2 separate regions of the Homo sapiens genome follow, and region 1 is linked to region 2. Evidence: chromatin loops called from intact Hi-C (ENCODE). Cell type or tissue: heart left ventricle. All regions are shown on one strand. Region 1 overlaps BCO1 (beta-carotene oxygenase 1). Region 2 has its middle 34 kb from the start of BCO1.

Region 1 (2,500 bases), 61 kb after region 2:
TATTGAGGTGGACCATGAAGTCAGTACTTTCCTTTAGAAGAGAAGAGGAGATGCTGGGATTCCTCTTGGAAGAAAGAAATCCCTTTACTATTCTAATTTCCTTTTATTTAGGCTCCAGTTTATTATTTTATTAATTTATCTACCCATCTACCATCCATCCATCCATCATCTATTTACCATCCAACCATTCCTTCATCTACCATCCATCCATTCATGCATCTACTCACCGTCCATCTATCCACCATTCATTCAGCTACTCACTATCCATCCACCCACCTACCCACCATTCATCCACCTATCCATCACCCATCCACCATCCGTCCACCCATCCACCTATCCACCCCTTATCTAGCCAGCCACTCACCATCCATCCATTCATCCATTCACCCACCTACCCATCCACCCACACACCATCCCTCCATCCATCCATCTACCCACTATCCATCTACCCACCCATCCACCCATCCACCCACCATGAATCCATTCAACCATCTACCCATTCTCCCATCCATCCACCCATCCACCATCCATCCATTCATCCATCCACCCACCACCCATCCACCATCTATCTACCCACCCACCCGCCCACCCATCATGAATCCATTTATCCATCTACCCATTCTCCCATCCATCAACCCATTCACTTACCCACCATCCATCCATCCATTGAGCTTCCCACCCACCCATCCATCCATCATTCATCCATCCATCCACCCACCCATCCACCATCCATCCATTCATCCATCCACCCACACACCATCTACCCATCCATCCGTCCACCCACCATCCATCCACCATCCATCTACCTACCCATCCACCCACCCACCATGAATCCATTCATCCATCTACATGTTCTGCCATCCATCCACTCATCCACTTATCCACCATCCATCCATTGAGCCACCCACCTGCCCATCCATCCATCATTCATCCATCTACCCACCATCTATACACCCACCATTCATCCATCTATCCATCTACCATCCATCCATCCACCCACCCAACATCCATCTACCATGTGCATCTACCACCCATCTATTCACTCACCATCCTTCCATCCACCATCTATCCATCCACCCACCATCCATCTGTCTACTATCCACCGATTCATGCATGCACCCACCCACCCACCTATCGATTCATCCTTCCATCCATTCAGTTTTTCAGTCTCCTGACAAAACTTTCTATGACAAGGTTATGCCACCTACTTTCATTCCTAGCCCCTGCAGCCAAGTTTCCAGGGCTGTTTAGGGAGCTCAGTCCTGCTGGGATCCACTCCAGATCCCTGCCCTGTTCTCCAGGCCTTCTGGACCTTCTCCATGTGGGGCTGGGATCTTGGAGCAAAGCCCAGGCTGACTGTGATTGCATGATCCTGAGGGGGAGGAGGCGGAGGCTCTTAGCCCATGTTTGTCCAGGACCCTCCTGGGAACCACACCCAGGAGACCTAGGCCTGTGAGGACAGCTGACAGGACTCAGGAGACAGTGCAGAACTACAACGGTGCTTCCTCTGACCTTCTAGTTTAAAAAAAACTAGTTTCTGCCTGTGATCCTTGCTGCTCCCCCATCCCCCACTGTCTTGTAGAGCCCCCTGAGCAAACTACCAGGCACTGCCTGGAGATATGAGCCTTCGAGGTCAGAAGGTACACGGAGTGTACTTGCTAAATAGAACTCTCATTAATTAAGCCAGTAAAGGGATATAGGGGTCAAGCTCAGAATCCTAGAATGCCATACCTGGGGATTGTCTAGGCATTTGAGTTTGCCACCTTGTATTACAGAGGAGGACTGTGAGGCTCAGGGGATCAGATGACACACCCCAGTCACACAGCTCCCAGGAGCCACTGACATCCTGCAAGCAGAGATCCTCTGAGCACCTGCTCCATGCTGGCGGTGGCACTGCGACTCATGCCCCATCCTGCTCCTCCCAGGCCACAGTGCTTTTCGTTTCAGTTTGCATTGTGTTCCATTTGTTTTATAAAGACGATAACTATCCCACAACCCCACAGCATCCCTCCCACCAGCCAGCTGTTTACAGGGTGCACAGGTGGCCACAAGAGAGGTGGGGAAGTTTGCAGATAACTCATTATAAGCCAGCCGTAGGCCTGGGTGGGGAGGCCTTTTGACCAGCGAGTGACTCATGCTTGCAGAGGAATAAGAAAACTGAACACGTATTGAGCACCTTCCATGTTTGGGTGCAGGGCGAGGCACATGGATGACTGCTTTATTTCATTCTGTTCTCTACCTTCACTGTATGAGAGTCGTAATCCCTGATAAAAGAGGAGGAAGGCGAAGGGGGCTGTGTTTTCTTGGCTTAACCCTATGACTCTGACCATAATGATAGCCCATTCCACTAAGCCTCAGTTTCCCATCTATAAAATGGCCATTCTACAGCCCCGCTTGACTATCTGCATTTATATAAAACCCCTAATTATGGCCGGGCGCAGTGGCTCACACCTGTAATCCCAGCACTTTGGGAGGCCGAGGCGGGCAGATCACCTGAGGT
Region 2 (2,500 bases):
TGTTTCCTGGTTCCTGTGAGACAAAGTAGCAAACTCAAGGAGATAGGTGTGCTCATTTCTGTTAGCCAGCATAATCACAGGAAGCCCCTGACTGCAGTGACAGGCAGCCCTCCAGAACACTTTGAAGACAAAACAGAATAGAGTGCTCGGCTTCCACGTCTCTAGCCTGAGTCACTATATCCCTAAAAAGATAAATGACTGGTCCTTTTCTTACATATAAGATAATGTCTCGCTGGGTGCAGTGGCTCACGCCTGTAATCCCAGCACTTTGGGAGGCCGAGGTGGGCGGATCACGAGGTCAGGAGATTGAGACCATCCTGGCTAACACGGTGAAACCCCGTCTCTACAAAAATACAAAAAAAAAAAATTTAGCCAGGCGTGGTGGCGGGCGCCTGTAGTCCCAACTACTTGGGAGGCTGAGGCAGGAGAATGGCGTGAACCCGGGAGGAGGAGCTTGCAGTGGGCCGAGATCGCGCCACTGCACTCCAGCCTGGGTGACAGAGCAAGACTCCGTCTTAAAGAAAAAAAAAAAAAGATAACATCTGAGATGGCTGGTGATTATGCTTCTGCAATCTACAACAAGATTTTTTTTTTTTTTTTTTGAGACAGAGTCTTTCTCTGTTGCTCAGGCTGGAGAGCAGTAGCAGGATCTCCGCTCACTGAAACCTTCGCCTGCCAGGTTCAAGCGATTCTCCTCCATCAGCCTCCTGTGTAGCTGGGAATACAGGCATGCACCACCACGTCCAGCTAATTTTTTTTTTTTTTTTTTTTTTTTTAGTAGAGATGGAGTTTCACCATGTTGACCGGGCTGGTCTTGAGCTCCTGACCCCAAGCGATCTGCCCACCTTGGCCTCCCAAAGTGCTGGGATTACAGGCATGAGCCACCGAAGCCGGCCAACAAGATATACTTTAGTCATCTAGAGGCAGATGCACTCTTGCACCCAAACTTTGATGTGATTTTACGTGGACTGAACCTCCACAACCCATATAGAAGCTGTGAGCTGAAACACTGTTTTGGAGCAGTCTGGCAGAACCTCTTTGAAAGACCTCCCAGGCTGTAGTTCTCAGTCTGTCGTCCTGAACAAAACTAACTTTAATTATTTAAAAAGCTTGATTTTTCTTTAGTTGACAGACCCCACCTACGTTAGACTGGCTAGCATCAACAGCTCTTCAGGACCAGGCTCCTGCTGAGTTTTTCAGCATCTTTCATTCTTCCACAGAGTCCTGAACTCCAGGCATGGCGAGGTCCTTGCAGTTATTTGAATACGCCACATGCTTTCAGGTCCATGCTACTCTCTTTTCTCTAGATCCATTGCTCTTGCCTTATAATTCTGGTTCCCCGAGAGAGGACTTTAGCTCTAGGTCACTCTAAGGCTCCTGCTGTTTTGTGGATTATTAGTTTCAGACAAATCTCTGCACGCCCAATATCAGCTGTGCGCAGAAGCAGCCGATTAACGGAAGAACAATGTCAATCCCTAGATTTGCCAGAAGGTGGCGCTCAGCTAACCAACGCTGGATTCACACAGATTTCACCAAAAGCAAATTGTTCTGTAAGGCCCGTAATACAGTTTCAGAAATGTGGAAAATTTTCCATGACAAACACAGAAAAAAAAAAGGCCCTCCATGCAAATGAATATAAGGCAAGGTAAAAAGGAGCTTCTAACAGAGAAGTCTTCTGACTCCTAAGCAATGCAATTCTTCCCAGGAGCTCTTATTATTTATCAACAATGGATACGAAGGGTTTGATTTAAACATCTCACCTCTTAGACTAATGATGAGTTAAGAAAAAGGAGGCTGCACCAACACATAAGAGAAAAGCACAGTGATATTTACACAAAAAAATGTGGCTTCCGTACATTCAAAAATCAAAATTCATGCTATTTTCCCTATCATAACCTGAGTTCTGTGGCTGCTAGTATTGATAAGAAGGCATCAGAAAGGCATTTCCCAGTGTTTATAAAAATGATTTTTAAAAGGTGGGTGGTGACCAGGCACAATCGCTCACGCCTGTAATCCCAGCACTTTGAAAAGCCGAGATGGGCAGATCATCTGAGGTCAGGAGTTCAAGACCAGCCTGGACAACATGGCAAAACCCCACCTCTATCTACTAAAAATACAAAAATTAGCTGGGCGTGGTGGAGCATGCCTGTAGTCCCAGCTACTCGGGAGACAGAGGCAGGAGAATCGCTTGAACCTGGGATATGGAGGTTGCGGTGAGCCGAGATCATGCCACTGCACTCCAGCCTGGGTGACAGAGCAAGACTCTGCCAATCCTCCACCCGCCCCCCCCCCCCCCAAAAAAAAGGTGGGTGGGTAGTTTCAAGGTCCAACAAATCTTTAATGTAAAGGAAGATGGACTATTTGGGTGGGGCAATGGTGGAGGAGGTGCCACCATCTATTTCCTTTGAAAGAGAAAAAAATGTCAGTGATTGTTGTTTAGAGCTAATGCCCAGAGAGACTGCAAATGTCAAACAGTGCTGTGTCTTAGATTTTAATCGCA

What was found. Hi-C counts contacts between places; a loop is a spot of excess contacts. Peaks named below come from ENCODE experiments on the same cell type or tissue, not always from the same donor. Only the 100,000 strongest peaks of a DNase experiment are listed, where the experiment ranks them.
Region 1: it touches region 2 in a loop (2.7-fold over the local background); 2 of 110 quality-filtered maps call a loop at or near these places.

What each region holds. Positions count from the first base shown.
Region 1 is chr16:81,264,902-81,267,401 of GRCh38, forward strand. All of the region lies in intron 5 of BCO1 (beta-carotene oxygenase 1), which reads left to right. Among named protein-coding and RNA genes, the nearest start is that of BCO1, 27 kb to the left of the region's middle. In heart left ventricle, no CTCF peak of the experiment used is centred here; a DNase peak (open chromatin) is centred at 1,340; H3K27ac peaks cover 244 bases.
Region 2 is chr16:81,203,765-81,206,264 of GRCh38, forward strand. It overlaps the pseudogene PKD1L2. Among named protein-coding and RNA genes, the nearest start is that of BCO1, 34 kb to the right of the region's middle. In heart left ventricle, a CTCF peak has its summit at 1,515 (motif pointing right); no DNase peak of the experiment used is centred here.